Linked DNA regions of Homo sapiens: region 1 is linked to region 2. A link is a contact called in ENCODE Hi-C data. All regions are on one chromosome and are shown on one strand. Each heading gives the region's core, a stretch centred on a gene start or an enhancer-like site at or near the end of the contact. The rest is flanking DNA. Distances are from core to core; before and after follow the strand shown. Region 1 overlaps NUP62CL (nucleoporin 62 C-terminal like). Region 2 holds the start of PRPS1 (phosphoribosyl pyrophosphate synthetase 1).

The links. A loop is a pair of places that touch in the nucleus more often than their neighbours do. Pooled maps may share reads with other maps.
Region 1: a map with no recorded cell type shows a loop between it and region 2 (18-fold over the local background). The contact joins the enhancer-like site here to the promoter of PRPS1 in region 2. A Hi-C loop is called at or near these places in 1 of 168 maps with a recorded cell type or tissue (CD4-positive, alpha-beta T cell), 1 of 37 single-sample maps with no recorded cell type and 1 of 50 pooled maps.

The regions. Positions count from the first base shown.
Region 1 is chrX:107,131,537-107,137,648 of GRCh38, reverse strand. All of the region lies in intron 8 of NUP62CL (nucleoporin 62 C-terminal like), which reads left to right. It also overlaps the pseudogene GTF3C6P2. Among named protein-coding and RNA genes, the nearest start is that of RBM41, 16 kb to the right of the region's middle. Within about 2 kb of position 1,773, at least 5 of the 41 ENCODE cell types and tissues checked have a DNase peak (open chromatin) inside an H3K27ac peak, as active enhancers do.
Region 2 is chrX:107,625,177-107,631,732 of GRCh38, reverse strand. PRPS1 (phosphoribosyl pyrophosphate synthetase 1) reads right to left here and starts at 3,223. Exons shown (of 7, transcript NM_002764.4): 1 at 2,983-3,223. The coding sequence starts at 3,104. RefSeq lists a silencer at 3,336-3,385.

The DNA of each region.
Region 1 (6,112 bases), core at 524-3,023, 490 kb after region 2:
TTAGTATTTTATTACTTTGTAGTGATTATGAATGGTATTATGTTACGCAAGTTTTTGTTAGTGTAAAATCAACACAATTTTTGTGTGTTGATTTTATATCTTTTGACATTGCTGAACTCACTTGTTAGTTCTAGGCGGTTTTTTTGTGTGGATTCCTCGGAATTTTCCTTATAGACAGTTATGTCATCTGCAAATAGAGTATTATTTCTTCCTTTCCAATCTGTATGTCATTTATTTCTTTTTCTTGTCTTTTTGCACTGGCTAGAACTTCCAGTATACTATGTTGAGTAGTAGTGATAAGAGCAGACATCCTTGCCTTGTTCCTGATCTTATGTGGAAAGTCTTCAGTCTTTCACCTTAAGTATGATGTTATTTGTAGATTTTTTTTGTAGACGCCCTTTATCAAGTTGAGGTAATTCCCCTCTGGGAGTTTTTGTTTGTTTGTTTGTTTTACCATGAACAGGTACTGGATTTTGTCAAAATTCCTTTTCTGTAGCAATTGACATAATCATGATTTTTCTTCTTTAACTCATGATACAGTGGATTACATTGAGATATAATAATTTTATTTTATTTTATGTTTTGAGACAGAGTTTCACTCTTGTTGCCCAGGCTGGAGTGCAATGGTGCAAACTTGGCTCACTGCAACATCCGCCTCCCAGGTTCAAGCGATTCTCCTGCCTCAGCCTCCCAAATAGCTGGGATTACAGACGTGCCACCACACCCAGCTAATTTTGTATTTTTAGTAGAGACAGAGTTTCACCTTGTTGGTCAGGCTGCTCTCGAACTCCTGACATCTGGTGATCCACCCACCTCAGCCTCCCAAAGTGCTGGGATTACAGGCATGAGCCACCACGCCCAGCCTACGTTGATATATTTTCAATCTTGAGTCAGCCTTACATATGTGGAATAAATTCTACTTGGTCAGGGTTTATAATTCCTTTTATACATTGTAGCCAAATACATCTAGTCTTTTGTTGAGGATTTTTAAATGTATGAGAGATTTTTCAAGTGTTCATGATATGTATTGGTTGGTAGTTTGGGGCATTTTTTGTTTTGTTTTCTTTTGCTGTTTCTGCCAGGTTTTGGTAATAGTATAATACTGGCCTTTATTTTTTAGAAGGATTTGTGAATAATTGGTATTAATTCTTCTTTAAGTGCTTGGTAGAATTTTCCAGTAAAGTTATCTGGGCCTGGATATTTTGTTTTTGAGAGCTTTTAAGTTACAAATGGAATTTCTTTAATGTTTCCAGGACTATTCAGATTATCTGTTTCATCTTGGTTGAGATCTCATAGTTTGTAGTCTTTTAGGAATTGGTGCATTCCTGCTAAGTGGTTGACTTTATGAGTATAAATTTGTTGATAGGATTTCCTTTTTACCCTTTTAATGGCAGTAGGATCTGTAGTGGTATACCCTGTTTCCTGGTTTTGGTGATTTGTGTTTTCTCTATTTTTTTTTCTGTCTTGCTAGAGGTTTATTAATTTTATTGATTTTTTTCAGAGTCAGCTTTTTGTCTCGATGTTTTTCTGTGATTTTTCTGTTTGCAATTTCATTGATAACAACTCTTTGTTATTTTCTTCATTCTGCTTGCTTTGGGTTAATTTTGCTCTTTTTCTGTTTTCTTAAGGTAAGAACTTAAGATTATTGATTTGCAAACTCTCCTTCTTTTTAATAAGTGACTTATGGGTTGGAGGGTAGCATATACAGCGTGGGTGTTGTTAGACAAAGGGATGATTCACATCCTGGGTGGGGCAGAGCTGAACTGTGTAAGATTTCATCACACTACTCAGAATGGTGCACAATTTAAAACTTATACATGGTTTATTTCTAGAAATTTTTATTTAACATTTTCTGACCACAGTTGACCACTGGTAACTGAAATCACGTAAAGTGAAACCATGCCTAAGGGAGGACTACTGCATTCTCCTTATTTATTTATTTATTTATTTTTGCCAACGCGCCCAGCTAAGGGCTCATTTTTAATCATAAATAATATTGCCTAATATTACAGCTGACATTCCATTATTACCTTGCCTAGTAGGTTTCCAGAGAAACAGTGTTGAAAGCCAAACTCGAGGTCATTTCACCAGGGAGAAAGAAAAGGTTTTATTAACCCTTTACTCATAGCAGTCCAGGGTAATCTCACAGTATCAGGACCCAGTCTCCTATATTGCTGCTCTGCCATTCATGGCTTCTATTTCCAAGGTTACTTTGAAGTCCAAGAATCCTGCTGGAGCTCTAGCTACCACATCCATGTTCTAGCAGGAACAGAAGATGAGCCCACCTGCTTCCCCTTAAGCCTTTAAGTTTAAAGAAACTTCCCAGAAGCACCACTAAGCACTTGTTATTTTCTTTTTTCTTTTTTTTCCCATCACTCAGCACTTCTTATTCCATGTCAATTCCAGAACTTAGTCATATGACCACATGTATCTGCAAGGAAAGCTAGGCACATTGCTAACCTGAATAAATTATGGGATTCTGATACAAAGCAAAAAAGGGAGAACAGATCATTGGGTCAGGCAATTAGCATGCTCTCCTATACATACATAAGGGGGAAACAATAAGCTTTTTATTAAAAGCTGAGACTAAAAAAATGTCACATAAATTAGCTGGGCATGGTGGCACATGCCTATAATCCCAGCTACTTGGGAGGCCGAGGCATGATAATCGCTTGAACCTGGGAGGCAGAGGTTGCGGTGAGCCAAGATCATGCCACCGCACTCCAGCCTGGGCAACAAGAGTGACAGACTATCAAAAAATAAAAAAATTAAAAAGTCATGTAGACATTGGGATATAGATGATTGCTTATAATCATCTGCTTATGATTTTAAAATGCTTTTTATCAAGGTAAGTCATTTTCCAATGAAATACAAAACTTTTGAAAGAAAAAAATTCTTTGGGCCAGGCATGATGGCTCACACCTGTAATTATAGCACCTTGTCGAGGCAGGAGGACCACTTGAGCTCATGAGTCCGACACCAGCCTGGGCAACACGACAAAACCCCGTCTCTACAAAAAATACAAAAATAAGCTGGGCATGGTCGCACACGCCTGTAGTCCCAGCCACTAGGGAGGCTGAGGTGGGAGGATGGCTTAAGCCCAGGAGGCGGAGGTTGCAGTGAGCCCAGACTGCGCCACTGCACTACAGCCTGGGCGACAGAGCCAGAACTTGATTTAAAAAAAAATTATTCATCCTAGAACGTTAGCTCTCTAATCTGTTAAAATAGTTTTATCTCCATCAATTGTGAGATGTAATTAACATGAGGTATATTTTAACTTACTGGTGCTAGGTTAAACTATAGGAAATTGCTGTTTTTTGTAGTCAGAAACAATAAAATATTGGCAATTTTACACAGGTCAACCTGTAACAAAGTATCAAAGGGTGTGAATAATTTACTTAAAAAATATAAACTAGCACAGATTTAGTTTACTGCCATGATAAAATGACTAATACAGCTGAATTTCAATAATCTTTCTCAAGTGGGAAAGGAGCAAAATTACATCTGGAATATTTGGAATTGTTCCTTTATCCTTAAGCACTTCAAAATTCTTTTTCTGTTCCTAGATAAAATACTTATTGTAGTAGACTAAAAATAGGCCCCAAAGACTTCCATGCCCTAATCCCTAGTATTATGCCTGTGTATGTTAAATGACCTAGCAAAAGAGACTTTGCAGATGGAATTAATGTTGTTTTGTTTTGTTTTGTCTTTGAGATGGAGTCTCGCTCTGTCGCCCAGGTTGGAGTGCAGTGGTGCAATCTCAGCTCACTGCAACCTCCACCTCCCGGGCTCAAGCAATTCTCCCACCCCAGCACCCTGAGTAGCCGGGACCACAGGTGTGTGCCACCATACCTGGATAATTTTTGTATTTTTAGTAGAGACGGGGTTTCACCATGTTGGCCAGGCTGGTTTCAAACTCCTGACCTCGTGATCCACCCGCCTCGCCTCCCAAAGTGCCGGGATCACAGGCGTGAGCCACTGCGCCCGGCCAGAATTAATCTTATACACCTTCAGCAGGGTGCAGTGGTTCATGCCTGCAATCCCAGCACATTGAGAGGCCAAGACAGGAGGATCACCAGAGCCCAGGAGTTCAAGACCAGCCTGGGCAACATAATGAGAACCCATCTCTTAAAAAAAATGTAAAAAAACAGCCAGGCATGGTGGTGTGTGCCTGCAGTCCCACCCACTCAGGAGGCTGAGGTGGGAGGACTGCCTGAGCCCGGGAGTTCAAGGCTGTAGTAAGCCGCGGTCATGCTACTGCACTCCAGCCTGGGCGACAGAGCGAGACCCTGTCCCAAAGGAAAAAAAAAAAAGTTATCGATCTTAAAATAGGGAGATTATCCACGTGGGCCCAGAGTAATCAAATAGACATTTAACAGTAGGAATGGAAGACAGCAGGGTAGGTCAGAGAGAGGGATGATGGAAGAAGTAACAGGAATGATTCAAAATGGGAGAGGGACTTCACCCACTATTGCAGGCTCTGAAGAAAAGGGGATCATGAGCCAAGGAATGAAGGCAGCCTTCAGAAGCTAGAAATGACCCTCAGCTAACAGACAGCAAGGAAAGGAGACTTTGATCCTTCAACTGCAAAGAACTGAATTCTGCCAACAACTGAATAAACAAGGAAATGGATTTGCCCCCAACCCCAAAAACTCCATAAAGGAATGCATTCCTGCCAGCACTTTGAATTTAGGCCAGGTAAGACCCGTTGTCACACTTTTCACCTACAAAACTATAAGACAATACATTTGTGTTAACTCACTGAGTTTGAAGTAATTTGTAACAGCCTCAAAGGAAAACTTATATACTTAACTTAATAAAACCTCGAATTTAAAGGACTCAGAAGGGTCCCTAAAGTCATTTACAAGTATTTCATTTTACTTATTTTTTGAGACAGGGTCTCACTGTGTCACCCAGGCAAGAGTACAGAGGCGCAAACGCAGCTCACTGCAGCCTCGACCTCCCATCCCAGGCCATCCTCCCAGGCCAGCTGCCCAGTAGCTGGTACCACAGGCATACGACACTATGTCCAGCTAATTCTAAAAAATTTTTTGTAGAGACGGGGCCTCCCCACGTTACCCAGACTGGTCTCAAACTCCTAGGTCCAAGTGATCCTCCCACCTCGGCCTCCCAAAGTGCTGAGATTACAGGTGTGAGCCACTGCACCCAGCCCAAACTGTATTTTAAAAATCCAATTCATGTCTGGTCCCAAATGATTCTGGTAAAATAAGTTGTGTTATGACTGGATATGTGTGTATAGCCAGTAAAATGCAATAAAACATTAAAAGACTGAAAGCTACACAGCAATTATTTTTATGTAAGAACTCTAAAAAGTTCTTGACAAGTTATTATGGGAAACATTTCATCTAGGAGTGATTTCTAAGGCAGCATTTGAGTTTCCATAAAAACAGAACTTTCTCAGAAGGTATATCAATAAGAGGACCAGAATCTTCTATTTCCAAGTGCATTGGTTTCTCCTGTTCACAACTCAGGTTTGAACTCTCGTTCATTTGAATCTTTTCCTCTTCCAATTCCAAAGATTTATCTGGGGCTGAAGCTACCACTTCTTCGTCTTCATTTTCATGTAGAAAGCTACAAATCATGTTGGGTCGATAGGAGAAATCATTATCCTTTATTTGCAACCATTCCATCCCACCTATGTTTTCTTCTCCTTCCTTCTTCTCTGTCAGAAGAGTTCTTGTCATGCTGAGCTTCTTCATTGTATGACATTTATATTTTAACACTGTTTTATTATTGCCTTCTGTATCAGCATGTTCAACATTTTCTTCAAATATAACACAGGTCCCAAGAGTGTCTTCATACTCCCCAGCAAAGACACAGCTGTCCACTTGCAGAATGGGCCTCTCAGTGTCAATGCCCAAAACCTTGCATTTATTTTCACATTTGAGAGAAAGTCTGAATCAATAATTCCTGATAATTCCACTAGAACCAACTGCTCCTCCTCTTCCTCCTCTTCTCCATCCTCCAGATCCCGCTAGTCGGCCGCGGCCTTGGTCCCGCGGCGCCTCGCCTACTAGTCACTGGCGACGCGGAGCTGCCATCTTGAGTACCGGCCCTACATTCTCTTTTAAGGCATTTCTGATAATCAGCA
Region 2 (6,556 bases), core at 1,974-4,473:
GGCAGTAAGAGTGAAACTCCGTCTCAAAAAATAAATACATAAATAAATATTATTAATATTGTATTACTGCTGATGAGACAGATTTGTTCAACTTTTCTGGGGAATAATTTGGCAACAGGTATCAAAAGCCTGAAAAATGGTATCTACCCTTTAACTTAATAATTACCTTCCTAGGGATTTATTCTAAGGAAATAATCAGAAATGGTCAAAGATTTATGTTCATGGATTTTCATATAAAAGCATTAGATCAAAAACTGGAAATGTCCAATAAGAATTTGGTTATATAAAATTATGGCATAACCATAAGGTAAGACTATATAGCTATTTAAAATTACATGAACTAGCCCACCTCAGTGGTGCATGCCTGTATTCTCAACTACTTGAGAGGCAGAGGCAGGCAGATCACTTGAGCCCGCGAGTTTGAGGATGCAGTGTGCTATGATTGTGCCTGTGAGTAGCTATTGGACTCCAGCCTGGGCAACATAGTGAGACCTCATCTCTAAAAAATAAATTAAAATCTTTAATAATAAAAAAAGAAAATCATATATACTAAATATTAAAGGGAGAAACTGTTCAAAATATATTGCTAAGTGAAGAGAGCTATAAATGTATTAAACATTCTTGAAAAAGTGTATCTTACACAAATATCTGGGAGGTCAGAAATGATAATGTGACATTTATGTCAGGTGGCAGAATTAAGAGGCATATCTTCTCCCTTCCGTGTTCTAAATTTTCCACATTTTCTGCAATATTATCACCACCCCTTCTTGTCAACATTTACTGTTGTACTTATTATGTTTTGGACAAGATCCTAAGAACTTTACTTCTATCTCATTTAATCCTCATAACAACAGTATGGGTAGGTACTACTTTACAGATTAGATTATTGGGGCAAAGAAAGGTTAAGGATTCAGATCCAAGTTCTCTGATTTCAGCACTTTTAACACCCACCCCCTCCGTGTGTGTGTGTGTGTGTGTGTGTGTGTGTGTGTGTTTCCTAAATAACCAGACAGCCAAGGATGATCCTTATGTTAGAAGAAAAGCTACTCTGCTCAAGAGAGCATCAACCAAGAGTCACCTGGGGGAGCAGTTATAGGGAGCAGTTACCATTTCTTCAGTATAGGAAAAACAAAGATAGGGGGAACTCCATAAAAAAAAATGTGATTATGTTCAATGAAGATTTCAGAATATCTAGGAAACAAGAAGCTAATGATTAAGCCAGAAACAAGAAAATCTAACCAGTCAGCAATTATCCATGTTGGACTTAATAGAAATCAATCAGTAGAAAACTAAGTTGTCCTCCCCCTCTCCTCTCCCAATATAGCCTCAGGTTCTGGGGTGCTGCATTATGCAGAGGGCAGAAGGATTAACACAAGGAGAAAATAAAGCTTTCATGCCTTCACATTTTTCCTAGACGCATAGGAAAAGGATTAAATATCCACAGGGGCCAAAGAAAACCTCTAAATGAAAAACATTCTTGTCCCCTAACTATATTGCCAATCACAAAGTCTAGTCCTGTTTTGTATTCTTTATTAAGGCCCATGAGCCATAATGGTTTGGAAAAATCTAAAGACAGCAGTTTGTAAGCCTCTTTTAACTAAGGTATTGCCTGGTTACAGATGGCAATGTTTACACTATCATTTGCATCACAATCAGTAGCACAATAATTCGGGAAGAAGCTGTCCATTATCGGTGACATTACTTTATCAGCTGGGTCTAAAAGAGATAAGGCGAGTTAAACTTGGAAATCAGTCCAAAGAAAGCAAAAAAGTAAGCAAAAACATTTAGGAAAAAATATTCGAAATATTCTTATCTGATTATTAGGTGAAAACTTTCCCCTTAACAAATCTGTAAGATTGTGGGCAGGGCTCTGATTTAATCGATAGGGTAACAATAAAATACAAATTACACCTATCAGAAACTAAAGATCCCACACTTAGGTGGAAGGGGCACTGAAATAATCAGGTAACCAAGTCATCTCTAAAACAGTCCCATGGTGCCGGTAGAGGGTGTAAGTCGGAGTCGAGGAAGCAAGTTTTACTGGCAAGGCAATGGAAAAAACGCAAGTTGCAATGCACTGTCCAATCCTAGTCTTCCACTACATTGCCTGTCCTCAATTATCTTTAACATTCAGGTATAAAATTGTTTCCTAAATTCCCTACACAGAGCTTAAAGAAGGAGCCAAGTCCAGGATGGACTCGGTTACTGAAAAATACGCTTTTGCATTATCTGTACCACTAGCTGCACTGGGGAAGGTCAAACATTCCAGAATTGAGATTTCCAAGATTTTTTGGATGGCTCAAGCTGAGATGCTGGCTATCAAGGATGCAGAGTCAACGCATCACTTTAACAAATCAACTAGATTTATGGCTCCAATTACTCAGGTAGATGATTCATAAGATGAGAAAAGCCAACGCTTGCTGATCTAAGGGAAGTCGTAATAATTTTGGCGCCTGCAGTATATAATGTCAGTTTCCCTCAACACCAAGCCGAACGGACCAACACCATTTCGAATCAAAAAGCTGCTTATTGGACTCTAGGAAAAGAAAGACCAGGAGAGCTCAGTACGCAGGTAGGCTCTCTAAATGCAAGCTAGTCTAAGAGCTGAAGCAACCCAGTCCAGCCTGGGTGGCTCAACAGCAAAGCCAAGCCACGTGTCCCTACCGCCCTGGCTAAGCGTCGGTCCCCTCTCGTCGCTCTATGCAGCCACTATCTATTGGGTCCCCCAGCCCTTGCCCTCAAACGCAGAAGCTTCGCCTCACACTCCATCTTTTGACTCCACCCCACCGCACGGTAAGAATGAACGTGACCCTCCCGCGAGAGGTAAAATAACGGAAACAGCCCGTGGGGTAGGCTAGTCACAGAGCTGCACCCTCTCCCCCCAACCCCCAGTCTGTTTGAGCTCAAGCGGCGACCCCATCCCTCCTATACTCTGCCGCCTGGGCAGGTGAGGTCTAGTCAGGGTCCCAACTTGGTCCTTACCAGGTCTCCTGGTTGCTGAATTTCTTAGTCACCACCTTGCCTAGCTCCAGGCCCAGGCGGTCAGCAATTTTCTGAGATAAGTCCTGGTGGGAGCTGCCGCTGAAGATTTTGATATTCGGCATCCTGGCCAACTACCCTAAGCACTCCACTAAGCGATCACGGCTGCTGCAGAGACCGGAACCGAAGTCGGCCACAGACTCAATACCAAGCGCTTTGCGTTGCTACTCCGCCATCTTACATTCCCGCCCGGCGCGCGGCTCTAAATTACCCAAAGCGGCGGAGGTGGGGTCAGCGGCGAAGTCCACACCCCGCTGGCAACGATTAGCTAAGAGGGAGCGAAGGGCGGGGTTTGGTCCTCGGTGTAGCTCTGCCTCCTTCCGATTCTCTCAGGTATTGGGTGAAGAGCATGAACGGGGGCGAGACTAACCCATAGCCCGGCCCCCTGTAGCTAGGCTGTTGGGGACAGGAGACGTTGGACTGGGGGTGGAGGGATGCTGGTGACGTCTGAGGCCAGATCGTTCCCGCTAGCGGGAAATCAACCATGCCTGCTTTTTTATTTCCCCTCCCTCAGCGCAGGAAAGTAAGTCTGGCTCTGGTTTACAGTTTCCTTTAAGAAAATCTGTTTATCAGGATGACAGCCACGAGTTTGCATGTTTCTGAACACATTTTTTATCTCTTTATAAGGATGGGGCTGAATTAAAACACTTTTACATCACAGACGTGCATGCAAGGAGTTTGCTTGCCCATTGTAATTGCAGTGTCGCCTTTGCCTGCAAGACAGTTTACATGGGGGAAGTGACTGAAGGCATGCCACCTGAATCATCCAAGAGACACTGCAAGAGAAAGTTGTTTTGTTTCTAGTGCTGGAACCAAGTATGTTGAAACAAGTGAAGGAAGATGGATTTTCCAAACTATCTGGACAATAAAGATCTAACTTTTATAGCCCTCGGAAAGGAAAGAAAGTATAGTGTTCTATGGGACTTCAGATAAAGAGCCCTGAAGGGATTTGAAAAAACCTGGGTTTTAGTCCTGTCTGCCTCATGTAAGCCTCAATGTCATCAGCTACATGTTGCTAATGTGGCCTTTTACACCATGTTTTATTATTTTTATAGCGATACTTGTTAATTGGACCTAAGTGAGCCTTTATTCTTGCACCATGTTTCCATTAAGCATATTTTAAGCATGGGTTAGGAGAAGATAAAAATCATACAATTCTGGAATCAAAAGTGACCATAGTGCTCATAACTACCAAATGTAAAAATAGAAGGGACCTCAGAGATCATATAGTCGTTTTACATATGATAAAACTGAGATGGAGGTGGGAGAGGGATTTATCTAAGTGGCAAAGGCAGAAAATACTCAAAGCAGCATCCTGTCTTTGTCTTACTGCTATTTTCAGCAGTGTCCATGGAGGACTTCTCCTTCTGACCTTTTTTGCACTTTTACAAGCTCAGAAATTTAATGTAGGCCCATGTATATAGGAATACTTGGAGAAGGAAGTAAACTGCAAGGCAGAATATTAGTAGTCTTCCATCATAGGCCATTCATCAAATATTTACTGAGTGTTCTATTGCATGCAAGGCAGTGTGCAAGGCGTTGAGGGGACTACAAAGTATTTGCCCCAAGGGATTCGTTCATTCAATAAATATTTAGTGAACATTCTTTATGTGCTAGGCCCTGTGTATTGGCACAAGAATACATTAGTAAACAATTAAAAATACCCTGCTGTCATGGAGTTTACATTCTCAAACAATAAACATGTAAATAAGCAAAATGCATAGTATGTCAAATGGCAATAAGTGTTGTGGAAAAAAAAATCAGGCAAGGAAAGTGGGATAATGTGCCAGAGTGTAGAGGAGAGGAGTACAATTTTAAGTAGGGTGGTCAGAGAAGACCTGTCTTGGAAGGTAACATTTGGGCAAAGACCTGAAGGAGGAAAAAAAAAACAAAAAAATGAGCCATGTTGATATCTCGATAAGCAAAGAGAACAGAAAGGGCAAATACCCTAAGGCAGATGTATCTCGCTTGTTTGAGGAATACCAATGCGGGACGAGTGTTGTGTGGTGGAGGTGGAATGTATCTATAAGAGAAAAGGAGGAAAGTGAGGTCAATGAGATAAGAGTGATTGGAGGCCGGCCAGGCACGGTAGCTCACGCCTGTAATCCCAGCACTCAGGGTGGCCGAGGTGGGCGGATCACTTGAGCTCAGGAGTTCAAGACCAGCCTGGGCAACGTGGCGAAACCTCGTCTCTACAAAAAATACAAAAATTAGCCAGGCGTGGTGGTGGGCACCTGTAGTCCCACTGAGGCAAGAGAATCACTTGAACTTGGGAGGCAGAGGTTGCAGCAGTGAGCGGAGATCGCACCACTGCACTCCAGCCTGGGCGACAGAGTGAGATTCTGTCTAAACAAAACAAAACAAAACAGTGATTGGGGGACTCAGGTGGGCACGATGGCTCATGTCTGTAATCCCAGTACTTTGGGAGGCCGAGGCGGGCGGATCACTCGAGCTCAGGATTTGCAGACCAGCCTGGGCAACATGGCAAAACCTTATCTCTACAAAAAATACAAAAATTAGCTGGGCATGGTGGCAAGCACCTGTAGTCCCAGCTTCTGGGGAGGCTGAAATGAGAGGATCACTTGAGCCTGGGAGGCAGAGATTGCAGTAAGCCGAGATCGCGCCACTGCCCTCCAGCCTGGGTGACAGAGAGAGACCCTGTCTCCAAAAAAAAAAAAAAAAAGGGATTGTGGGGAGAGTGCTGATCATGCAGAACCTTATAGGTTATTTTAGGGGTTTTTGCTTTAACTGAGTAAGAATTTTTAGCAAAGAGTGACATAATCTAACTTCCCTTTTAAAAAGATCACCCCAGCTACTGAGAACAGAGTGTAGGAGGCAAGATAGGAAGCAGGAAGACCGATTAGGAGTTAACTTCCAAAGAAAGTTGATAAGACATTTATACAAATAATTACAAAGCACAGACAATGTAATACGCTACCATAGAGAAGCCTGTGCTTGGATAATGTGGAGGCTGCTGTAACAAGGAGACTCTAAAATATAGCGGCTTTAGTAAGACAAATTATTTCTCTCTTGCATAACAGGCTGGCTGGTCTAAGCCAGTGGGATGATTCTGCTCCATGCTAGGTCATGGACACATCCACATTCTAGCTCAGAGAAGAGGTCTAGGCAAGGGATTTCCTTTTAAGCAAGTGAGATGAAATTTATCCATCCCACTTTCTCTCACATCCCTTTGGCAAGAGCTCAGTCACAATTCGCACCTAACTGCAAGAAAGACTAGGAAATGTTTTGTTAGGTGGCCCTGTTCCCAGAAAGAAGAGAGAATGAATTTTGGGTATGCAACTAGAAGTCTCCCATAAGGCCCAAACAAAATGCTCTGCAGGTCCAGAGGTAGAAGATATCACCTCTGCATGGAGTATCCTGGGAAATATTTTTGGAGGTAGAAGCACATGAACTAGGCCTTGATTGATGAGTAGGGTTTTGACAGGCAATGATTGAGAGGAGGTGGATCTCCCAGGCAGGAAGAAAAGATGAGGAAGCAGAGAGAGGTTTTGAAGAA